Regions from separate parts of the Homo sapiens genome. Here all the other regions are linked to region 2. A link is a contact called in ENCODE Hi-C data. All regions are on one chromosome and are shown on one strand. Each heading gives the region's core, a stretch centred on a gene start or an enhancer-like site at or near the end of the contact. The rest is flanking DNA. Distances are from core to core; before and after follow the strand shown. Region 1 holds the start of RPS6KA5 (ribosomal protein S6 kinase A5). Region 2 overlaps ASB2 (ankyrin repeat and SOCS box containing 2). Region 3 has its middle 15 kb from the start of GPR68. Region 4 overlaps FBLN5 (fibulin 5). Region 5 holds the start of PAPOLA (poly(A) polymerase alpha).

Region 1 (4,525 bases), core at 1,778-4,277, 2.9 Mb after region 2:
TTTGCCTGCCTCAGGACATCTTCCTAAAATTTTGATCCCTCCATATTACACATATGAAGTAGTATAAGGCTAGATTATGCTTTGGTAGCAAATAATCCCATCTAACTAGCTTATGCCTAAAACGGTGTATGTATTGCTCACATCACAGTCTGACATAGGTCAGGTGGCTCCTTAAAGAATTAAGTGGAAACTCAGGGGTTCAGAGTCCTCCCAGTCTGTGGCATACCCACATTAAAAATGTGGCCTTTGTTACAGCAGTTGAAAGAGAAGAGTGTGAGTGATTATGCAAGGAGTTTTCTGGTCAGGCCTGAAAATGTTATATATCATACCAATAGGATCTGCCCATACCCCATTGGCCAGATCATAGTCATATGACCCTAACCTAACTGCAAAGGAGGTAAGAAAAAAAAAAAAAAAGTCTTCCTGTGTGTCTAGGAAGAGGAAATGAGATTGGTGAACATCAGGCTACTTTTTGCCACATCCTGGTTAAAACCTACTCATTTTTAAAGTCTCAGCTTAAATAATACTTACTTACAAAGGTCTTCCAGCTCCTCCAACTTAAATTAGGCATCCCTGATACATTCTATTGTAGCACCCTGTAATTTTCCTTTACAGCATGATCACAATGGAAAGTTTATATTTCTTTATGTGATTAATATTTATATCTGTTGCTAGACTGTAGGCTCTATAGGAGCAAGGACTGCATCTGTTTTGCTCCCACTGTGTCTCTAGCACCTATTACAGTACTTGGTATATAACTGGTATAAAAGTTTTCGAGTGAACAAATGAACAGTTGCACACAGTCATTGCCTGGCTCCAAATAGCACATGACTTTTGCAGGAGAAAGACAAGTAAGTAGGCAGTCATGGTTTAGTGTGATGATAAATGTTCCAGGCAGGTAAGCCCAGGGAGCTGTGAAAGCAACCTGAAGGAACTTGCAAGGCTTCTGTGTTTTGTCTTTCACAGCAGTCGAATCCAGGAGTCTGCAAACTATGGCCTGTAGGCCAAATCTGGCTCATTGCCTGTTTTTTAACTGCCCTTGAGCTAAGGATTGTTTATATATATATATATATATATATATATATATATATATATATATATATATATATTTTTTTTTTTTTAGACAGAGTCTCGCTCTGTTGCCCAGGCTGAAGTGCAATGGTGTGATCTCGGCTTACTGCAACCTCCGCCTGCCAGATTCAAGCAATTCTCCTGCCTCAGCTTCCTGAGTAGCTGGGATTACAGGCGCCCACCACCATGCCTGGCTAATTTTTTGTATTTTTAGTAGATTCAGGGTTTTGCCATGTTGGCCAGGCTGGTCTTGAACTCCTGACCTCAGGTGATCCATCTGCCTCAGCCTCCCACAGTGCTGGGCTTACAGGTGTGAACCACTGCGCCTGACCTGTTTTTATATTTTTAAGTGATTCAAAAATAATTAAAAGAAGAATATATTACGATACATGAAAACTATGTGAAATTCAAATTTCAATGTCCATAAAAAATATTCTATTGGAACACAGCTACTTCTTTTATTTATTGTCTATGACTGCTTTTGCGCTACAATGGCAGAGCTGAGTAGTTGTGAAAAAGGTCATACAGCTTGCAAATCCTAAAATATTTACTATCTGGCCCTTAATAGAAAAAAGTGTGCTGACTCCTGATCCAATCCATGCTTAGTTTAAAAGATCACATCTATCTGAATTACGTCCAACTGTACATCTTTAAGTTTCTGCTTTTTCCCATTCTCGTGTCTGCTACTAGAAATCAGGTTCCCTTTAGTTCTATCCTTGCAGCAGGATTCCTGCCCTGCTATCTCTCTCCTCTTTTCAGTTCATCACTGTGTACTAAAAAAAATCTGCACTCTTCAGCACAGCATCCCTAGTTCCCCATTATCTTACCACACCTCACCTTGTCAGCTGTATCTCTTACATCATACTTTCATCTAACCTTATCAATCACTTAACCCACCCTTGCCTTCTCTGCTGTAGGCCAATGCTCACAGTTACTCTCTCTGTGTGGAATGTCTATTGCTGGTATTTCTCTCTTATCCATCCTTTACGTTGGTTATCTCAAATGCCTCCTTGCCCTAAAAGCTTTCCCCAGTTCCTCGTCTGGGAATAATTATTGCCATCCGTGCGAGATTCTCTAACGCTTTGTACGACTGCTTTATTTCAAATTCTGCTTTATAGTTCTTTTGTGTACACACACAGATTGTTTCTCACGTTCTATTGAAAGCTGCTTAGGGGAGGAATTGTATTCTATTTTGTTAATCTCTGCATCCTTTCGGCGCCTAGTAAGAGTCTTGTACGAAACAGAAATGTCTCTCCTTCGTAAAATTCCTCATCGGGAGCTGGGACTGTGAATTTTTGTAACGTTTAAGAACTATCTGTTATTTAAGAACAAACACTCTGCTTAACTTGTTTAGGGTTCACTAGAGCGAGTAAGACCTTTTTAGGGCACGCCGTCTCGCTGGTTGTCACACACGCATGGATCGCTGCCGGGACCCTTAGGTTTGTCTGCAAACACGTGGGTGATAAGCGCTACCCTCCAGGCCCCTCCTCTGTCCACGGTGATTGGCGGACCAAACGTTCCAATCATCCCTCCCCGCCTCTTTCGGCAGTAGCCAATCAGAGACCCCGAGCGCCTCCTGACTACTAGACACTGTTTACTAACAGATCGAAGCTGGGGAATAAGGGGTGTGACCGTTCTGGGGAGGTCAGGGAAGGGAAGGTCTTGACTGCGAGTGCGCACCAGAGGAAATGGGCGGGGCAGAGCTTTGGGTCTCACCAATCGGAGTGGCGGCGCTCCTCCCTCTCCTGCCTCCCCGCCAAGCAACAACAATTCGAGGAGCGAGGCGGGGAGGCTCGTGAAACGTCACAGCGTACTGCCCAATGGGAACCGGCGTTGGCAGACGCGCGCGCCCTGTGTCCAATCAGCGAAGGCGGCTCGAATGGCTCCCTTACCTTGCTGGCTGTGGGCGGAGCGGCCTGAGGAGGCGGCGGTGGAGCAGGGGGCGGTTTGGTTGCGCGGTACTAGCGGTGCCCGCCGAAGGGGGAGGAGGCGAGGAGCGAGCCGTGCGGCCAGAGCGGGAAAGAGACTCGTCTTTGCGTCCGAGTTCTGGAGCCGCCGCACCCCGACTCCTGGGGCCGCGGCAGCGGCTGCGAGGGGACGGGCGTCCGCTGTCTCCTGGGTTCCCCTCGTAGCGACCCGCGGGATCGGAAAAAAAGGAGAAGATGGAGGAGGAGGGTGGCAGCAGCGGCGGCGCCGCGGGGACCAGCGCGGACGGCGGCGACGGAGGAGAGCAGCTCCTCACTGTCAAGCACGAGCTGCGGACTGGTGAGCGACCCCGCCCTCTGCCGGCCGGGCCCGGCGCGGGGGCGCGCCTGAGGGCACGCGGGTGCCCGCGCGGGGCTGGGGGCGCGGGGCCGCAGCCGTGGGCGCGGAGGGGCGGGCCTGGGGCGGGGCGTCGCGGTCGGGGCGCGTGCCCCGGGGGTCCCGGGAGGTGGGGGCGCGCCTTGGGGGAGGCGGCCGAAAGTTTTCCCCAGCCCGGGAATGAGCGGCGGGCACCAGGCATCGGGGCCAGCGCAGCCGCCGACCGCTGCCCGTGGCACGCACCTCCGAGGATGTCGCTGCTCCCCCTTCCCGCACAGGTGACACACGTGTGTCTGCGTCCTGTCAGGGCGAAAGGTGCGCCTGCCTCCGCGTGGGGCGAGCGGCGCTTTGTTTTGGAGAGTGTCTCCCTCCTCCGCCCCTCTGGTCCCCGCGATGGGGGGTCCCGGTGGGGCTCTGTGGAGCCATCCCCTAAGGTGCTGGGGTCCTGTAGGAGATAAACGGGAGGTTTCGCCTCGGGCTTTTACCGAGTCCAGTCTAGAGACAGGAACAGGAATCGCCGGCTCCAGGGATTGAGTGCCTTTATTCTCACTTATCATGAAATACTATACTTGGCCTTGAATTTCCTTCAGAGGTCCCTGGAGATGATGGCTTTAGAAATTTAAAGCTCCAGGTAAAAGGAACTAACGAGCAGGCTTCAGCGCTTACGTTCTAATGTTTGAGATCACTAGCGTTGTCCTAAGCTTTATAACTAATTAAATGTATTCGTGGTGTAGGTTCAGGTTGTTCATTTTGGAAAATGCTTATTCAGACCAATCAGTACAATTTGGATTTATATTCTTGGAGCCCAGTCTCGTATTGTAGATATATTAATACTTTTTTCTCTGAACAGATAGTACATTTTAATGAGTCGTTCGTTATTACTAGATATGTTTGTGAGCGTTGAAGGTTTTTGACAGAGCTGCTTTGGCATATTGGGATTTTTTTTTTTTTTTTTCAGACAGAGTTTCGCTCTTGTTGCTCAGGCTGGAGTGCAGTGGCATGATCTCGGCTCACCGCAGCCTCCGCCTCCCGGGTTCAAGCGATTCTCCTGCCTCAGCCTCCGGAGTAGCTAGGATTACAGGCATGCGCCACCATGCCCGGCTAATTTTGTATTTTTTGTGGGGGCGGGGTGGGGGGGGCGGTCCTCTCCACG
Region 2 (4,987 bases), core at 21-2,520:
GTGGCTAACCCTATCTGAGCCCCAGTGGCCTCATCTTTATAACAGCAACAACAAAAACATGCTGTGCTCCCCTTGCAGTATTCCTGTGAAAAGCAAATAAGATGAGGTGGGCGTTGGAGCCTTCCCACATCTTGCAGCTCGTATTGACCTCCCCGGCCCTGTCTGAGTGCTCCAGCACCAATCTCATGATGGCCTCTGCTTCACAGACAAGCTTCTTGGGTCTTCCTGGGACACCCTCCTGAGAGTGTTCCCAACTAGACTGTGACCTCCTAGGGGACAGAGAGCTGAGCTGATACTGTTTATTTATTTATTTATTTATTTATTTATTTATTTATCTCCAGTGCCCAGCTTAGAGCCTGGATCATTGTAGCTACCTAATAAATGTTTTTAAACAAATAAATACCTTTGAAACCAATAAAAAGCTCTAGCAATGCAATTGATCATTATTATATTGTGACCAAAATGGAGTCCACTGAGTCTTCTGGATCTTAGAAATGAAAGATCAGTATCCCAAAGAAAACAGAATTCTGTTAAAAACCATTTCCCAATTTGCTTCTGTCTCACCTCAACGTAAGGCACAGAATTTGATGAGGATCAAATGAGGATCATTTGCCAAGCTTTGGTCCCCTAAGGGACCCCAAAGGGACAGACCTAGCTTCCTGTTCCATGGAGAAGTGGGGTCCATGAACCCATGAAGTGCAGAGCCCAAGGTTTCCATGAATGGACCAGCCAGAGTGAGTCCAGGAGGCTGGGTCTTCCTAATCTTTAAACCTCTGCATTTCATTTAAGATACATTTCTGAGAAGACAAAGGAGGAAAACATGAAGCAGGAACTGGCTGAGGCTGTTGTGTGCACAGCTTCAAACAATTCAAATCAAGCCACCCACACTTACTCTGCACTTATGATATGCCAGGTTGTGAATCAGGGCTGGGTCCTGCTCTCCCTAAGATCACAGTCTAATGAGGGTGAAGGCCCAGAACTACCTGATGACACAGCAGGGAGAGCACAGCTTCCTCAGTTACAGAGGGACCCTGGAAAAGGTCAATTCACTTAGTCAAGGAAGTAGGCTTTGCAGGATGAATAGGAGTTCATCAAGCAGACTAGAGGAAGCAAGCCTCTTTGAGCCTCAGTTCTCTCATTTGCAAAGGAAGCCAATTACATCTCCTTCACCAAGTGGACTGGGGAATTAAATGAGATGCTTGGTGCAATGTGCCTGTTATAACAAGTGCTCAATGAGTCACATGTGTCTCACGGCACAGTGGTGGGCGTGGGGTGGACTCGTGGCATGGGGTGGGCGTGGGGTAGACTCATGGCACAGTGGCGGGTGTGGGGTGGACTGGTGACATGTTGGCGGGCGTGGGGCGGAATCGATTTTGTTAGCTCCCTCCTCTATTAAGGTGCCTACCTGCCCCCTGCATTCAGCCAGGCCCAGCCCAATCACTGCCTCCCTGGGGCTGACCTGGGCTTCTTACTAACTCAGACAGAGCAGCCATCCATTGACTCACCGAGAGGCTAGGAGCACTGTCCTGCCAGCCCATTCTCTGCTCTCACTGAGGCTGACCGTGCCTGAATTCATGACAAGCTGGACTCCAGGGTCAGGTGACGGTGACACATTCTCCACCCCAGAACCTGCCCAGTGACACACAAAGGACAGAGGCCCTACCTGGGGCTCTTCCAGGGCATGACCTACACCCACATCCTGCCGAGGCCAGGCTCCTCTCGCCTGTGATGACTCAGCCCAGGAGGTTTGCTCTGTTGGGAATTCCCCTGCTTGGGGCCCGAGGGGAAATGGGGCCTCCAGCCTTGATTGGCGAGAGCACGAAACCCAGCCAGGGGCCCTGGCTCCCCAGCCAGCCCTGAGACTCACGACTCAGTAACTCTGAGCGGTCGCCTTGCCCAGTTGCCAGCCCCAAAGCCAGTGGATGCACTCGGATCTCAGTGCTCCCAGAATGAGCCCTTCTGCCCCGATCTCAGCCCGTCCTCTGTGACTCTGTGGCTGTGTGTGGCCTTGTCTCCCTCTCTGCTGACTTCCAAATATCCTCAGGATCCACAAAAAGATAAATTTTAATGAGCTGCATCACCACCCAGAGTGGGCCTGGGACTGAGCCAGAGCTGGGAACTCTTTGTTGAATGGAACTCAGTCTGTCTGTTTCCTCATCTGCAAAATGGGAACAGCACACCCGCTGCTTCCATCAATGGTGGCAGGAGAATGGAAATGAGGAGAGGCTCGGCATGACTTTGTGAACATTTGCCCTGCACAGTTGTTAGAAACTGTCATCATCACCAGCTCCCTCCACCTCCATCAACCTCAACATCCCGGCCACCATTGCTGCTGCCATTACTATGCAGAGACAGGTCCTCGTTTAGATGGTGCAGTGGGCTTTTTCCCAGTGCTTTATTATCCTGCTAAAAACATTCTAACAATGGCAGGTAACTGGAGGCCACACATGCACTAAGTATGAGGGTGGCCGTGACCCAAGGATCCTGGGAGGTGGAAGCCCAGGGCCTCATCAAGACGACAGGGCTGGAGACAGCTGAGGTGAGCCTGGCCCCAGGCTGCCTCCACCTGCCGGCTGTCTCTCCTTCTCAGGACCAGGCACTAATGCAAAGGACACTGAACCCAGCAGCTGTCAGGGCTGAGGAGGGGCCTTGGCTCTGGGATCTGTTGGACACTGAATCTCTCCACAGCTACAGAAACAGTGTGGACATCCCCAGTCTGGTCCTGGTCCCACTTCTCCATTTTGCAAATAAGGAAACTGAGGCACAGAGCGGGGATGGGGCTTGTCCAAAGTCACAGGGACAGTCAGTGTGGAGGTCGGAGAGCTGGAGAGAGGACGAAAAGGCAGGAAGAGGCCAGGCCTTCAGAGGACAGGGTGGCATCAGGAGCTGGGCGGACAGTGGTAGTCTGAACCTCTGCTCCACTCGCTGTCATGCTGAAGGTGACCCTGCACAGTTAAGTCCCCTCTCACAGCCTCCCTGTCCTCATCTGTAAAAGGCACCCCCATCTACGGTTGATGGATGTGGATAAATGAGGACACATGCAGGCGGTGTCCTGCCCACCCCAGTGCGGGTCAGTAGAAGGCCAGAAGCAGGGGATGGGAGAAGGCAGGTGGGAGGGCGTGACAGCGGCGAGGATGAGGAAGGCAGCCAGGCCTGCAGGCAGCCCTGAGAGCATGAAGCAGAGGGGTGAGCAGGTTCCCCTCCTCCTGCCACCCTTGCTCCTCTCTACCAGGCTCTGGCCTTGCTGGGGTGTACCCACAGAATCTGTAGGCTCTGGCCTAGCCAGAAAGAGTGTGGGTGCTTCTCAGGGTCATAATTACCCCATGCCCCACAGGGTGTGAGTCACTGGTAGCAGAGTCCTCCCCAATCCCCCCCAGAAGAGTGTGGTGAAAGGCCCGGGCCACTGGGGTGTCGAGAGTGCCAGGCCTGACCTACTGGGGGTGGTGTCAGTAGGGGCCATATACCCTGTTCTCACGACAACCCCAGGCCAACTCAGATTTGTGGAGCGGCCATCCCACCTCCTTCCGGCTCTTCCACCCTCACAGGAGCCTGGTGGGTCGGGAAAACTGAGGCCTAGAGAGGCAAAATGATGATAAAATGAAGAGTGAGTACATGTGGAACACCCTCTGTGCCTCACACTCCACTAAGCTCCTCACACCATTCACTTACTCAGGCCTCACCGGCCCTCGAGCACAGGCTGTTTTCATGCCACCTTGCAGGAGCGGGGACTAAGGCACAGAAAAGGTCAACCTGTCTCACGTCACACAGCCAAGGAGTGCCAGAGCCCAGATGTGAACCTGTGTCTGTCTGACTGCAGCCCTGGTTCCGACGCCCTTCCTCATGCATCCTATAATAACACTATAGAGGTTACTATAGTGTCTGCTCCTACCCCTGGGACAAGATCCCCTAATGAGCTGGCAGGTGGGCGTGGGGGGCACAGGTACAGCTTGGCTTCTCAGCTTTGCTCCCCTATCCTCTGCTTTGCCATGAATCTCTCATCCAGCCCCGCAGGGATCTGCCTGGCCAGCAGTGAGCCTGAGCCCCTTTCATCCTGGGACCTGCCGACCACGGCTCACATCCTCCTGGGTGAAGAATGTCACCTTGCTTCCTATCTGCCTCTTTCGTGGTTGGCTGGGGAGGGGGACCGGGGGGTGGGGTGAGGTTAACCTCATTGTTGTCTTATATGGTCATTTAAATCTCCCAGGGCTTCCTCCAAGGGCCAAAAATAATCCGGAGACACAGCAGCTGTGTCCAGCACACAGAGGACCCGGCCATCTGCTTTGGTTCAGAGCCCTGTGTCTGTCAGTCAGTCTCTCCCTGGCTCTCCCTCCATCCTCATTCCTGCCTGAAGCCATGACCCGCTTCTCCTATGCAGAGTACTTTTCCCTCTTTCACTCCTGCTCTGCACCCTCCAGGTCCACTGCACCTCCTGAGAGTTCGCCGGCCCGGGCCCCAATGGGCTTGTTCCAAGGGGTCATGCAGAAATACAGCAGCAGCTTGTTCAAGACCTCCCAGCTGGCGTAAGTGACTCCTGTCTGGCCCCAGGACCATCCAAGTTCACTCCGCTAACTGGGATGGCAGGGAGGGTGGGAAGCAGGCCCACAGCCCCCAGGAGGGCAGAGGGCACTATGGAGGCACCTGCCAGGCACGCTCCTTCTAGGGGTGCCCCCCTGGGGCCCCACTGCTCCTGCTGAGATGGGCTTGGTGGCCACAGACTTCAGTCCTCAAGGAACTTCCAGCCAGGCATGCTGGTGATCCCCCCCTCAGATGCCCCCAGCATGGGACCTGAGTGCTGGAGGAGCCCCATGGGGCTCTGAAACTGGGGACCCAGCACGAGGGAAATTGGGGAGATGGCCTTAGAACCCCAGAGGCCCAGGAGAGCTTGGAGTTGAACTTGATGAGTTGGCTGCACCCTTCTGTTTGTCCCAGTCTCACTTTCCCCCATGCCATCGCTGTGGGTACATCCAAAATGCCCACACCCACAGCC
Region 3 (5,057 bases), core at 1,599-4,098, 2.7 Mb after region 2:
AGGATTTATTTCTTATTCACCAGAGTTGTTTAGTCAGATGAGGGCTCATCTTCCTGTTTACACACAGGGCTCATCTTCCTGTTACACACACTGGTCTGTGGGTTGGCCAGACAAGAGTGGGAGAAATTTTCGGCACGAAATACATCCCCATCTGCTGCTTTCCTCTGGCTGGTCCAACCAAAAGAGAGCCAAACTCTGACCCTCTTGGCTCGTTGCTTTTCTGAAAAAGCCACTTCTTGTAGCTGGTGATCCTGAAGCCTCCATCCCTGGAATTCATCTGGCAAGACAGTAGTCTCTGATGATACTATGATTTGAATGTCCCCTCCAAAACGCATGCTGAAATTTAATTGCCATTGTAACTATGCGAAGAGGTGGGACCTTTAAGAGGTATTAGGTCATGGGTTAATGCTGTTATGGTGGGAGAGAGTTTGTTATTGGGGGAGTTCAGCCCCCTTTTTTCCTCTCTTCAGAACTTGCTTGCTTTTCTGCTTTCTGCCAGGAGATGACCCTGCCAGATGCTGGCACCATGCTCTTGGACTTCCCAGTCTCTAGACCCATAAGCCAAAGAAATGTCTGTTCTTTATAAATAACCTAGTCCGTGGTATTCTGTTATAGCCATAGAAAATGGGCTAAGACAGATGGCCTTAATCCTGAGGTTATAATGGTGCCCAGTACTCTGGGGAAATGTTGGGATTTCAATCCCATTTGCTTTAATTCAACAACTTTCAGAAGAATACTGCTAAATTACATGTTAGATATTAGTGCTGGCATATACCAGAGAGGTCATAATATTCAGTTCCCTCTCCATGAAGTCTCCCCTCTGCATTCCCCAAAAACGATAGTCCAGTCTGTCTACAAACAAACACCACCAATGACAACTCACTACTACTCAAGATGACTAATTTCAGGGTCGGGCAGAAAATTTCATGCAAAGTCCAACGAGAGGCTGCTTTCTGGCAAGTCTTTCCCAAAGTGATGGCAGTGATTCAGGATCCTCCCATCACCAGAGTCCATCATCTTGGGGTCTTCCCTTTTCACCCACACAGGTAAGGGGATGCAGCAAAAAGAGAATCTCACAGGGGTTTTTGGCCAAGTGTGGAAATGGCGGATATCCCTGCTACTTACATTCCATTGGTCAGATCCCAGGCATGTGGCCTCAACCTAACTGCAAGGGAGGCTGGGAAAGGTAGTTTTCCTATGGATGCAGGAAAGAGAGGCAGAATTGGTGAGTATCTGGCCAGTCTCTGACAGGCAGCTCTTCAAGCCACCTCAACTTAACAGGTTTTTTGTTTTGTTTTGAAACAGAGCCTTGCTCTGTCACCCAGGCTGGAGTGCAGTGGCACAGTCTTGGCTCATTGCAACCTCTGCTTCTCAAGTTCAACCAATTCTCCTGCCTCAGCCTCCCAAGTAGCTGGGATTACAGGCGTGTGCCACCACAGCCAGCTAATTTTCGTATTTTTAGTAGAGAAGAGGGTTTCACCATGTTGGCCAGGCTGGTCTCAAACTCCTGGCCTCAAGTGATCCACCTGCCTTGGCCTCCCCAGGATTACAGGCATAAGCCACCACATCCAGCCCTAAACTTAAGAGGTTTTAAGCACCCACCCCTCTGTACCTTCCTCTAAACAAAATCCACTTCTTCAAATGCGATGCCTGGAATGTGAAGTGAGAGCAAGTCTGTCTGACCTGCCCCATGGAGAACAGGCCCATTTTCCTCTCTGCTTCTTTACTTCTGGTGAGAAATCTTATTGCTGACACACATTGAGTTTATGTGAATTGCTGGTAAGCCACATCCTCCTCTCCACCTTGCCTAGAGGAAGTGGTTTTTCGAATCTGAGTTAGACCTCATCGTGCAGCCAGTGGAAGCCACAGGGAGTGGGCAGGATGTAGCAGAATGCAGTGGGCTGGACCAAGTCGGGGCTGGTGGTCAGCAAAGCCCGTGCAATGAGGGGCAAGGAACAACCTCAGAGGAATGCCTTTCCCTGCTGAGTGACGGAGGGGCCAGAGGACCTCCAGGGGACTAAGGAGCCCTGACCTGCTTAGCTGGCTCACTTGTCTTTGATCCATCTCCTGCAGGGTCTGTGTGGCTCATTCTCCCCTCAAGGTGCCAAGGTCTCCAGCCTGCCCTTGTTATCCATGGAGCATCCTATGCACTGTTCACCAGGATTACCTCCCCTCAATGTTCTTGGAAATGCCCAGTGATGCTCCTATGTCCCACAAATCCATTCTGGTTGGCACCAGGCCCATATCTCGCCTTAAATCACCCCATCATTCCCTGCATGTCATCTCCTATCTCCCTGTAACTAGCTTCTGCAGGCTGCAGCCACACTCACCATGGCCACCCCATGGATACAGGTGCTTCCTCAAAGCACAGTCAAGGCTAGGATAAAAGAGGAAAGCTGAGCAAAACTACTAAAGGTCTGAGCAGGAATCCTACAGTGGAATGGACAAGCATCAAAACTGGATCCTGGAATGCAGAGCTCCTGTGGTCCTTGGGCTGGGCCCTGCTAAGGGGTCTTCTCCCTTGCATCAGAGCCCCTGATGTTGGACCACAGGCCTGCCTCTCCCTGTAGCGGGGTCAGGGGTTTGGATGTGTCACTGAGTCTAGGACCCTTATTCTCAGCTTTCTCTGGGCTCAACCTGGTGTCAGCCTCTTTACCAAACAACTGAAATCCTCTCCCCATGAATTTCTGCCCACAGTGAAGACAACCCATTACATGGTTATGCCTCAGACTCCTCCATGCCAGAAGAGAACCCTGCTGTTACTACTGCAAAACCAAAGACCCATTTGTGTCTTCCCCCAAAACATGAGTCAGAAGCGTGCTGGCAGCTTTACCATGGTGAGGGCTTCTCTCTTCTAGCCATCAAGATTGCAGAAACGTCGGGGTACAATCTCAATCAGAGGCCCTCGCTACATGGAACTCTGCAGTCCCAAATCAGGGACAAAAATCCTAATTGGAGGACATGTGGTCAGGGAGGCTGCAGAGCTGAGGTGGCTTCACTGAGCCGTGAGATGCCGCAGATCCCCATGTGGCTGAGTTCTCAGGATGCTGGAGGTGTCAGCCCTGCTGCCGCACCAGCACTGAGCACAGCCCCTGCCTGTGGGAACTCCCCTAGAATGACAAAGGGAGACCTGGAGAGCCCCAGCCCCAGCAACTTCCGCCCAGGGCTGCATCATGCCCCTGCATAGGGAGAACTGAAGTCAGTCCCAGAACCACTGTGCTACATCCTCACGCTTAACTGCTGTGTGTACAATGCGGGGTTCATTTCTACCCTCTGTGTTCTATTCTCACAACTGTTGCTCCTTAAAGAATGAAACTAGACCTGTTTAAGGAAATGAATGAAAATTAAGCAGGTTCAACAAACATTTGGGGCCATGGCTGCGAAGCTGGACTCCCCTGATCTGGGTGAGTCAGCCGTCACTCAGCAGTGCAACCAGCACAGGATATTGTAAGAGTGTAATGGGACACGGTCAGTGACTCAGTTTCTAATGTTGTTGGGCACTGTGCAGTGGGAGCTTGTGAAAGAGATAAGGGCAAGTGACTGGAGTTGTTCAGGAGGACTCTGAGCCGCCTGAGCACTGGAGAGGCCTGACCCACCCACAGGGTGAGGCTGCCCTCCTATGCAAGAGGTTAAAGGGTCTGGGCTCAGGGGGTGCAGGGGAGCAGACAGAGAGGAGGTGGAATAGTGTTAGGGGTGAGGTGAGGGGCAGCAATGGTGATAAATGTTAGGCTCTTCAAAGGACCTTTTGCCTTAGTAAACAAAATGCTGTTCTTTTGCCTTAGTAAACAAAATGCTGTTTGGAAAAAAAAGCATTTCAAAGGTATAAATATTTTGGTGGTGGTAGGAGTAAATCTTCTGTAAAACCCAAGAACTTTGTAAATATATATTCCACATTTGCACATTTTACCATTTTCTTTTTTTCCTTTTTTGAGACTAGCTCTTGCTCTGTCACCCATGCTGGAGTGCAGTGGTGTGATCACAGCTCACTGCAGCCTCGAACTCCCAGGCTCCAGTGATCCTCCCACCTTAGCCCCATGAGTAGCTGGGACTACCGGAGCATACCACCATGCCTGGCAAATTTTAAAAACTTTTTTTGTAGAGATGGGATTTCACTATGTTGTCCAAGCTGGTCTCAAACTTCTGGGCTCAAGGGATCCTCCTGCCTTGGCCTCCCAAAGTGTTGAGATCACAGGTGTGAGCCACCATGCACGGCTGCCTGACTATGCCCTAATGATAACAGTACCCCCTCATCCACGTGGAGTATGTTCCAAGATCCCCAGTGGATAGTACTGAACTCGACTGCTGTCAGTTGGAACACGTTTCTGTTCACGTCTTCCACCCACACATGTAATGCCTTTTCCATCTTAACTGATCACTTACCACACATTGTGGCCAGAACTTTTGCAGCTTGAGGTTTGACAACAAAACTAGCACATATCTCTTTTTCCTTCTCAATTCTTTTTTTTTTCTTTTTTGTTTTGAGACAGAGACTCGCTCTGTCACCCAGGCTGGAGTGCAGTGGCGCAATCTGGGCTTACTGCAACCTCCATCTCCCAGTTTCAAGCGATTCTCCCACCTCAGTCTCCCGAGTAGCTGGATTATAGACGCCCACTACCACGCCCGGCTAATTTTTTCTATTTTTGGTAGAGACGGGGTTTTGCCATGTTGCCCAGGCCAGTCTTAAACTCCTGAGCTCAAGTGATCTGCCCTCCTCGGCCTCCCAAAGTGCTGGGAATACTTATAGGCATGAGCCACCATGCCCAGCCTCCTTCTCAATTTCATGGATAGAAAATTCATTCTTACCATAGAGCTTAGTAGCCTCAATATATGAACTTGTTCTTTATTAAGTCAAGAACTTTCACCTTTTCGGGTAAATATATATACAGTATGCTTACCTAGTCCTCCATGCCCGTGCAGCAATATGGAGAGGAAGGGAATTCCTAACTTCCGAGGGAACACCTATCAAACATCAGGAAGCCATTAGGAGATTATTATTGGCTGTACAGAAACCTAAAGAGGTGGCAGTCTTACACTGCCGGGGTCACCAGAAAGGAAAG
Region 4 (5,124 bases), core at 1-2,500, 2.1 Mb after region 2:
TTAAGAGGTGTAGGAAAGGTTGTAGCCAGATGCCTGGCATCATAACCACCACCGTCATCACTGTCGCCACCATCCTCCTCCTCCTCATCTTTTCGCACCACCAAGCCTACTAATGCCCACGGGCTCTCAGGGGTTTATTTCATTAATGCCCTGGCTCTGCCCTAAAAGCCGAATGTGGAGGTGGCTGTCCTCAGCTCTTGTGGCAGGTACTTGAGCTCTTCCAGGTGCTTGTGGGTAGGGTGGACCCAGGTGGAGGCCGGACTCACCAGCTTCTGCAGTTACTTCCAAATGGGAGAGTCTAGGATTTCAAATGGGATAGTTGAGGATTCTTTCGTACTCAGGAGACATTTACCAGGAGAGCCCAAAGGAACAACTTGGAAGTTTGCACTTGCCCCCTTCTCCCTTCCAGACCTTGGGCTCTGCAGATCTCCCTCTGGAGGGCTGTCCCTAGCTCAGGGTTCTCAACTCTTGGTCTTTGTTCACGCAGTGAAAGCTGGTGAGATATTTGTATATGTAAAGGCTGCAGGCATTTCCTTGTGTGGCTTTACCCTCTGAAGCCCTGGCCCAGGGCTCAGGTTTCGTAAGGGCTGACAAGGAAGTCCAAGAAATCTGCGTGAGGAGGTGCCAATAACGTGGATGCTGACGGGAACAGGAGGAACCAGTGCCAAGAGGAAATTGTGTGGCTGTCAGGCTGCCGATAGCCTCATGGATAGGGGAGGTCCCAGCGCCTGGCCTGCACCTGTCTGCCAGCCCCACCCTTGTCTTACTTGTGGTGGCTCTTGGGGATGTTCAGAACTTTATGGGGCGCCCTCCTTTTATGGAGACAGATAAAACATCTAGTGTAGCTTTAAACCAGCTAGGTTCCTTTATTTTGCAGAGACTGTTGCTTGCAGCTTCTGGGCACAGGGCTGGGCTCTGCAGTGTATGGGAAGTGATTGTCCAGCCCATCCCTTTTCTTCTTCACACTGTTTCCTCTAACAGTGCCAATATCTGTCCCTTGCACTGACCGCGAGCATCTCTCATTAGGTGGGTGCTAGGAAGAAGTGAAACACACATCAGCCTCTTCTGATACCTGCTGTGCAGTGAAAAAAGCCTGGGGCTTGGGGTCAGAAATACCTGAATGGAAGCCCTTGGTTCTGCCCAAGACTAGCTGGGTAACCCTAAGCAATTATTTAACCTCATGGGACCTCAGTTTGCTTACTTATAAAACGGGGAAGTAATGAGTCATACCTTTCATACAGCACTTAGACAAGGACAGCCAGGGCCCCCCCACCTGGGTCCTGTGCTTTTAGATCAATATTTCTCAATACTTAATGTGCACACAAAGCCCTGGGGATTGTGTTAAGCCACAGATTCTGGCTCAGTAGATCCTAGCCCTGAGATTCTGCATTTATAAGAAGCTCCCTGGTGATGCCCATGCTGCTGGTCCAGGGACCACACTTTGAGTGGCAAGGCCTTTCAGGGTTTTATGAGAATTTTTTTTTTTTTTTTTAGCTGGAGTCTCGCCGTTGTCCAGGGTGGAGTATAGTGGTGCGATCTCTATTCACTGCAACCTCTGCCCCCCAGGTTCAAGCAATTCTTGTGCCTCAGCCTCCCAAGTAGCTGGGATTACAGGCACCTGCCAACATGCCCTGCTAATTTTTCTAGTTTTAGTAGAGATGGGGTTTCACCATATCAGCCAGGCTGGTCTCCAACTCCTGGCCTCAAGTGATCCGCCCACCTCGGCCTCCCAAATGCTGGGATTACAGTTGTGAGCCATGGTGCCTGGCCATTTTATGAGGATTAAATAAGCAGATGTACATAAACATGGTTAGAAGAGTGCCTCACACATGATGGGTGCTCAGTTGATGTCATTCCTCTCTGCCTTCCTCCTTGAAAGTTTTAGAAAAAGACTCAGTGGAGGAGAGAGTTCACGCGAAATTATTAGGACCACAGTGATCAGGTTACAGAATGGTGAAGCTGGAGATGACTCTAGGGTGCCTAGAGGGGGGTTCTTAAATTCCACCTTTCCCAGGCATCACCTAAAAATATACTGACATAGAAAATCTTGGAATGGGCCCCTGGAATTGTTAGTTTAACAAAAAAAGTTCCAGTAGCCTTTGATGCCTTTTTTTTTTTTTTTTTAAATTACTGATCTGGTCCAAACCCTCATTTTATTTTTCCTCAAAAACGTTTTTTAAAACTTTTATTCCACTTTCAAGAGTACATGTGCATGTTGGTTGTATAGATAAATTACTGTGTCGTAGGAGTTTGGTGTATATATGATGTCATCACCCAGGTAATAAGCATAGTACCCAGTAGGTAGTTTTTCAATCCCCTCCCTCCTCCTGCCTCCCACCCTGAAGCAGGCCCTGGTGCCTGTTTTTCCCTTCTTTGTGTCCATGTGTATGTACTCAATGCCAAACCCTCATTTGAGAGATGAGCCCCAGAGGGGTGAAGTGACAGCCCTAAGCCATGCAGAAGTTTCAATCAATGATTCGTTCATCATTCAATATATGTTTTCTGAACACCTTCTGTGTTCAAGGCACCATGCTGGCTTCTAGGGGGACTCAGTGGTGAAAAGCCTGACCCCAGTACCTGTTCTTACAGAACTCATAGCCTAGTGGGAGCCTAGATATCAGACACGGATCAGGTAGACAGTATGGACAATCATACATGGTCATAAATGCTTTCCATCCTGTACAAAGTAAAGGCTGCAGCGTCAGAGGTCGCAGGGGGACCTGACTTAGATTGGGGAACCAGAGAAGGCTCCTCTTAGGAAGTGACCTTTCAGATGAGACCTGAAGGGTTTGCAGAAAAGAACCAGGTGGAGAGTGGGCAAAGCCAGGGAAAGAGCATGGCACAGTTGAGGCACCGAGGGGGTGCCAGTTTGACTGACGGAGGCAAGGGAGCGCCCAGGTGGGGCTGCAGGGCCACCATGCAGGCCTTTTCTCACTGGTGTTCCCCGGTTCTGTCCATAGCAAACGGGCCCCATCAGTGCCACCCTGGTGATGACACGCCCCATCAAAGGGCCCCGGGAAATCCAGCTGGACTTGGAAATGATCACTGTCAACACTGTCATCAACTTCAGAGGCAGCTCCGTGATCCGACTGCGGATATATGTGTCGCAGTACCCATTCTGAGCCTCGGGCTGGAGCCTCCGACGCTGCCTCTCATTGGCACCAAGGGACAGGAGAAGAGAGGAAATAACAGAGAGAATGAGAGCGACACAGACGTTAGGCATTTCCTGCTGAACGTTTCCCCGAAGAGTCAGCCCCGACTTCCTGACTCTCACCTGTACTATTGCAGACCTGTCACCCTGCAGGACTTGCCACCCCCAGTTCCTATGACACAGTTATCAAAAAGTATTATCATTGCTCCCCTGATAGAAGATTGTTGGTGAATTTTCAAGGCCTTCAGTTTATTTCCACTATTTTCAAAGAAAATAGATTAGGTTTGCGGGGGTCTGAGTCTATGTTCAAAGACTGTGAACAGCTTGCTGTCACTTCTTCACCTCTTCCACTCCTTCTCTCACTGTGTTACTGCTTTGCAAAGACCCGGGAGCTGGCGGGGAACCCTGGGAGTAGCTAGTTTGCTTTTTGCGTACACAGAGAAGGCTATGTAAACAAACCACAGCAGGATCGAAGGGTTTTTAGAGAATGTGTTTCAAAACCATGCCTGGTATTTTCAACCATAAAAGAAGTTTCAGTTGTCCTTAAATTTGTATAACGGTTTAATTCTGTCTTGTTCATTTTGAGTATTTTTAAAAAATATGTCGTAGAATTCCTTCGAAAGGCCTTCAGACACATGCTATGTTCTGTCTTCCCAAACCCAGTCTCCTCTCCATTTTAGCCCAGTGTTTTCTTTGAGGACCCCTTAATCTTGCTTTCTTTAGAATTTTTACCCAATTGGATTGGAATGCAGAGGTCTCCAAACTGATTAAATATTTGAAGAGAGCTTGTGTTTGGTTCATTTTGACATCATAGACGAGTCAGCCTTTGGGGTTCTAGTTCTGTTTAAACCTGTTTATTGTGCGCTGGCTTAGAAAGCTCTCCAGAGAGCTAGGGCATTATCTGTGACTCTGGCAAATTGATGGGAGGGGGGCGGTGGGGCAGAGAAATAGGGGTCGTGGGGAAGTTAGGGGGAGGCATCATCCCTGAGTCCTGTTTCATCTGATTAGAAAACAACCAACAATCCTTCTCTTACGTAGATTATTTCCGGTGCTCCTGCAGAACAGGAATGTATTCAAGTTACTTTAAACCAGTGGCCTTCAACCCTGGCTGCATAGACGGATAACCAGTAGAACTTTGGAGGAAAGATTGATTCCCCGGGACATGCCCCCAGACACTCTGATGTCATTGGGCTTAGGTAGGGCCCGGCCATCAGGATTTTTGAAAACTTGACTATGTAGCCAGAGTTGAGAATGTATTGTTATAAACCCTAGAAAGAGAGGTGGACAGATGGGGCTGGAGCCCTAGCTGCCTTGCCCTCAATGTCTTTTCTGCTCATTGTAGGATACATTATTCTTTTCCTGGTCAGGGCCTCTGGACATCCTTCAAGTCTTAGAACCCTGTGCAGGGGCCAAGAGAGTCAACATTGCAAGTCACAGGAGAACAGGTTGGGATGGCTGTCTTTATGTGCCATCCCAGGAATCAACCCAAGGCTTCAGGAAAAAAGTGCACTCCCTGATAGCTGAGGTGGAGTCTACAGATCCATCTGAGGGTGCTCCCATCCTACCTGTTGGTGAGGTATTCATTAAGGACCCCCACAGTGCCTATCAGGAGTTGTGTCCTGGACCCCTAGTCTTAGTAGGCATTCCACAGATCCTTGTGATATGGACAGGAGACAGGGAAATACTGGGTAGAAGAGGGTGGTTCCCTGGCAAAGGCCCCACCCTCAAGCCTGGGTACCCATGGCCCTAAATGAGGACAGCCATTCCTGTTTTCATCCCTAAAAAGTTGCCTTTTGGCCTGCCATGTCCCCTATCCTGTACCCATATAAACCCTGAACCCCAGGCTCCAGGCTCCAGAAGCAGACGGGGAGACAAGAAGATGAGCAGACATGAATGGCAGAAAAGCACGGCAAAGAAGGAGAGAAGAGAAGGAACATTGGGAGGAATTCGACTGGAGACGATCTGAAAACTGG
Region 5 (4,424 bases), core at 156-2,655, 2.5 Mb before region 2:
ATTATGTGCTAAAGAAATTATCCTTACTTACAAAAAAAAAATAGACCTGAGTTACTACATTCGATGTCTAGAAACCACAAAAATCTTTATCCTGAATTTAACCAAAACTTTGAGTGTCAATTACATGTTGCGTTTTGAGGCTACTAAGATGAAGAAAACTCGGTCCCTGGTCTCAAAGAGGCACTCTTACGCTTCAATATTCAAAAATGGAAGAAATGCAGTCTCACTATTTAGGCCTCTACAATGCTGTATATTTGCAGGAAAAAAAAAATCCGTAATCTACTGGCAATGAGCTGCCAAATTATATCTCATTATCAGAAAGGGGGAGGGGAGAAAAAAACTTTTTAAAAACCCACCAAGAAAAGAAAAAGGCGCAGTGGCATTAGAAAGCATAAAGAGACTAGCTTCAAGCCTTACAACCAGGAAAAAAAAAGTATCACCAGAGATAGAGAAAGAAGGAAACAGAATGAAACCTGGTTACCCCATCAAAACAAAACAGGGAAAGCAATACATAAGTCGTTTTGGAGGAGGGCACCCTGTGAAGTGCCCCCTTCTCCGACCGCCTGTGAATGCTAGGGAGGCGGAGGTGGAGGCAGGCGGACTCAACGCTCAAAGCTGGGCTTTTAACTCGTGCTCCTACATTCAGACAAGGTCAGTGGAAAGGGGCTAACTCCGGCGCACAAGACAGGCATCTGGAAATGGGAGGAAGAGAGTGAGCAAACTGAGACAGACCAGGAACAGAAAAGCAACATCGAATGGGCCCGAGGGGCGCCGAGAGCGAGCCCGAACCCCAAGTGCTGATCCCGCGTGCAGCAGGGTCGTGGTTCCCCACCACCAGGCAATGTTTTGTTTTCGGGTTGTTTTGATTTTCTTTGTGGACGGGGCGGAGAAGCTGGAGTGGCCGGGCGAGTTAGAGGTTCCGCCAGCAATTCCGGAAGGGGAAGGCCCCCGGCCCGACGGCAGCTGACCCAGCCAGGAAGGGTCGGGGGACGCGGGAACCCAGCACACGGGGGGAAGTGCGGCGGCGAGCGAGCGAGGAAACAGGAAGGTCCCCAGTCCTGCCTGCCTCCTACCAGCGGGGAGGGTCGGGCTCGCGTGCCACCCTCTCCGCCTACCTCTTCCCCTTCCCGGACGCCCCCCAAGGCCCAGCCGGCGAGCGAAAGAAAACAGAATACAAATTACTTACAACGGCATCGTCTCCGGCGCCGGCACCGCCCAGTCACTTCCCCCCCGCAACCGCCGCCGCTGCCGCCCTGGGCATGATCCACTGAGGCGGGAGGGAGGGGGGGGCCTGCCTCAGCCCTGGGTCCAACCCCTCTCCCGCACCGCTCCCGCCGCTTTAAGCGCTTCTCCTCCTTCCCCTTCGTCCTAACATGGCGCCCGAGCGCTACCACAGCAACGTTCTAGAACTGCTGACGCCACCACGCACGCCGTGCGTGCGCCTGCGCACCAGCGCCGTCCGCCGCGAAGCCTCACGGGAAGCGGAGTTCCTAAGGCCGCCTGCGGCCCGGCAATTACCCCCTGGGTCCTCTCACACTTAGCAGTGGGTGTCAGATGGTGGAAGGGAACGCTCAGGGAGGCCCCGGGCGGTGAGTTGTCCCTCGGGCGGGGACGCCCTCGTGGGCAGTGCGGCGTGGACGGCGCAAGGAAGAACCCGGAGAGATCCCAAGCCACGAGGCACCGCTTCCGGCGCATTGTGAGGTCCCACCTTTCCCGCCGCCTGAGGTCGCGGCGGCTGCTCTTTCCCGGAGCAGCGTCCCTGGAGGCGCTGCCAGGGGGTGAGGCACCCACGCGTGCACCGTATGTACCCCCCAGCGCGGCGCTTAGAACGACTCGCATGAGTCGCTGCCTTGGGTTGGAACCGGTTACTCCGCCGCTTCGTACTGGACTGCAAAGTAACAAGTACTTCGCCGGGCAGCGGTGCCGACCCCGTGTGCTACGGCGAGAGGTGCTTAGCCTAGAGCCGACGAAAACATGTCCCCAGGACTCCCTTTCCCTCCCAGACTGCGTCCCACCAGATGGAGCTTTCCGTCTGTTTTAACCACCAGTGTATTCCTGATGCCTGACCCAGGCGCTGAAATATTTGTTGAACGAATAAATGTGTAGGTTAGGACTGACGACAGTCCGCGAATTCTGGAACACGGGCTGATTTTACTTTTGAACAAATGATGCACTGGAACTTCCTGACAGAGCTGACCTTTTATAGGAACATCAATGGCAGTCACCGCTGGCATTTTAGCAAAGGTTGTCTTGGTCATAATTTCCCCTTGACTGTGTTTCCAGCCCTTAATCTATATCGGGTGGGACCTGGAAGTCTACCTTCTCGCCACCCCTCGGCAAAAGTTTGAGAAAGTGTTTGAGGCAGAGCCTCCTCTCTCATATGCCCTCCATCTGCGAATTAGAACGAATTATAAGTTCTACGGTGTCACATAGGGGGTTAGCGGAGAGGAAGAGGGAAAGAATCAAATACAGGACGCTGCCTTAACCAAAGTTCTAAACTCTAAATGTAATAATGTGCATTTGTGAGTCCTCAGGAAGTTTCACAAAGGCTTTCCCTTTTTTCACAGAATGTCTAGTAGGACTGGTGACTCCGAATGGGAAAAACACAGGACCTAGACCTGCCCTGTCCATTAGTGTAGCCCCTTGGCCACTTAGGGCCACTGAGCACTTGAAATGAGGCTAGTTCGTTTAGGAGGCACTGGAAGTGCAAAATACGCACGGGTGTCAGTTCGACGAATGTGAAATACCTCACTGATCACTTTTTATATTGATTGCACGTTGAAATATTTTGGATATATTGCAGTAAAGAAAATGTAAGCCGGGCACGGTGTCTCACACCTGTGATCCAGCACTTTAGGAGGCTGAGGTGGGAGGATCGCTTGGGCAGGAGTTAGAGACCAGCCTGGGCAATATAGGGAAACCCCCGTCTATACAAAAAGTTAAAAAAAAAAAAAAAAAAAGAAAAAAGAAAAAAAAATTAGCTGGGCATGGTAGTTCCTGCCTGTGGTCCCAGTTACTCCGGAGACTGAGGTAGGAGGATCCCTGGAGTGGGAGGTGGAGGCTGCCGTGAGTCGTCATCTCACTACTGCACTCCAGCCTGCGTTGACAGAACGAGATCCTGTCTCAAAAAAAAAAAAAAGAAAATATACTATTAAAATTAATTTTACCTGTTTTTTTAAATGTGACCACTAGAAAATTTTAAGTTATATATGTGGCCTTCATTTCCATTAAATAGTGCTGATCTGCAAACAGACTTATATTTGATTGTCATTTCTTCCATTTAGTCTCTTTTCCTCTTGTCATCAAGGTGGCTTTGGCTGGAGACCCAGTAGCATAGTTGTCCCTAAAAGACTGAAAATCTGAGATCCAGATAATTCAATAATGTATTAAGGCTATGGACTTCAAAGCAGCTTGTAAAGATATGCCCTGGGGCCTGGCACAGTGGCTCACTCACACCTGTAATCCCAGCACTTTGGGAGGCAGAGGATTCCTTGAGCTCGGGAGTTCTAGGCCACCCTGGGCAACGTGGCAAGTCGTTGTCTCTACTAAAAAAAAAAATCAAAAAAATTAGCTGGCCTTGGTGGCACACACCTGTAGTCCCAGCTACTTGGGAGGCTGAGGTTGGGAGGATCACCTGAGGCAAGGAAGTTGAGACTGCAGTGAGCCCTGATCATGCCATTGCACTCTAGCTTGGCAACAGAGCAAGACATTGTTCAAAAAAAAAAAAAAAAAATGCACTAACGATGTACTTTATGAATAAAAGAATGGGGACTTTTTCAGCTTATGTTGTCCTCTGCCAGGCATCTCAGAAGGCAGTGAAGAGAGGGACGCTAAACATCCATGCTTTTGGTCTATAATTGCTTCAAACTATTTTTGTTTCAGCCTTCCATAGAATGAGGCAGCTAGATAGCACAGCTGATGAATATTTAGTACCTAGAATGTGCTAGATATCACGCTACTTGCCTAAGGCATTTAAAAGGAACAATATTGAGGATTGAGGATGGAGTCAAGGTAGACTTCATGTAAGAGGTCACTTCAGACACGTCCTGATATGTTAGGGTTTGGTAAGTGGACAGAAGGAGTAGAAGGGCATCTCAGGTAAAGAGAACAATTTTTAAAAATAAAATGAGGCCGGGCGCAGTGGCTCACGCCTGTAATCCCAACACTTTGGGAGGCTGAGGTTGGAAGATCACTTGAGGTCAGGAGTTGGAGATCAGCCTGGCAAACATGTTGAAACCCCATCTCTACTAAAAATACAAAAATTAGTCGGGCATAGTGGTGGGCGCCTGTAATCCCAGCTACTCAAAAGCTGAGGCAGGAGAATCGCTTGAACCCAGGAGGCACATGTTGCAGTGGACCAAGATTGTGCCATTGCACTCCAGCCCGGGCAACAAGACCAAAACTCTGCCTCAGAAATAAATAAA

The links. A loop is a pair of places that touch in the nucleus more often than their neighbours do. Pooled maps may share reads with other maps.
Region 1: a loop to region 2 is called in a map with no recorded cell type, with 8 times the contacts of the local background. The contact joins the promoter of RPS6KA5 here to the enhancer-like site in region 2. A Hi-C loop is called at or near these places in 2 of 37 single-sample maps with no recorded cell type and 2 of 50 pooled maps.
Region 3: a loop to region 2 is called in a map with no recorded cell type, with 11 times the contacts of the local background. The contact joins two enhancer-like sites. A Hi-C loop is called at or near these places in 2 of 37 single-sample maps with no recorded cell type and 5 of 50 pooled maps.
Region 4: a pooled map shows a loop between it and region 2 (15-fold over the local background). The contact joins two enhancer-like sites. A Hi-C loop is called at or near these places in 1 of 37 single-sample maps with no recorded cell type and 4 of 50 pooled maps.
Region 5: a map with no recorded cell type shows a loop between it and region 2 (18-fold over the local background). The contact joins the promoter of PAPOLA here to the enhancer-like site in region 2. A Hi-C loop is called at or near these places in 6 of 37 single-sample maps with no recorded cell type and 9 of 50 pooled maps.

The regions. Positions count from the first base shown.
Region 1 is chr14:91,059,143-91,063,667 of GRCh38, reverse strand. It overlaps RPS6KA5 (ribosomal protein S6 kinase A5), which reads left to right and starts at 3,027. Exons shown (of 17, transcript NM_004755.4): 1 at 3,027-3,336. The coding sequence starts at 3,234. It also overlaps a transcript of DGLUCY not described here. RefSeq lists enhancers at 153-302, 2,717-3,297 and silencers at 2,525-2,654, 2,875-2,934, 3,305-3,434, 3,505-3,574.
Region 2 is chr14:93,956,299-93,961,285 of GRCh38, reverse strand. ASB2 (ankyrin repeat and SOCS box containing 2) reads left to right here. Exons shown (of 10, transcript NM_001202429.2): 3 at 4,416-4,520. Among named protein-coding and RNA genes, the nearest start is that of MIR4506, 10 kb to the right of the region's middle. RefSeq lists enhancers at 1,022-2,221, 4,889-4,987. Within about 2 kb of position 1,270, at least 8 of the 41 ENCODE cell types and tissues checked have a DNase peak (open chromatin) inside an H3K27ac peak, as active enhancers do.
Region 3 is chr14:91,226,687-91,231,743 of GRCh38, reverse strand. No RefSeq gene overlaps it. Among named protein-coding and RNA genes, the nearest start is that of GPR68, 15 kb to the left of the region's middle. RefSeq lists enhancers at 1,911-1,960, 2,508-2,597, 2,658-2,977, 3,008-3,287, 3,298-3,357. Within about 2 kb of position 2,848, at least 11 of the 41 ENCODE cell types and tissues checked have a DNase peak (open chromatin) inside an H3K27ac peak, as active enhancers do.
Region 4 is chr14:91,868,222-91,873,345 of GRCh38, reverse strand. It overlaps FBLN5 (fibulin 5), which reads left to right. Exons shown (of 11, transcript NM_006329.4): 11 at 2,961-3,935. The coding sequence ends at 3,122. Among named protein-coding and RNA genes, the nearest start is that of TC2N, 3.2 kb to the right of the region's middle. Within about 2 kb of position 1,250, at least 27 of the 41 ENCODE cell types and tissues checked have a DNase peak (open chromatin) inside an H3K27ac peak, as active enhancers do.
Region 5 is chr14:96,499,363-96,503,786 of GRCh38, reverse strand. It overlaps PAPOLA (poly(A) polymerase alpha), which reads right to left and starts at 1,405. Exons shown (of 22, transcript NM_032632.5): 1 at 1,187-1,405. The coding sequence starts at 1,194. It overlaps PAPOLA-DT (PAPOLA divergent transcript), which reads left to right and starts at 1,461. Exons shown (of 1, transcript NR_122121.1): 1 at 1,461-2,139. RefSeq lists silencers at 1,092-1,211, 1,650-1,993 and enhancers at 913-1,508, 1,332-1,591, 1,509-2,103, 2,104-2,700.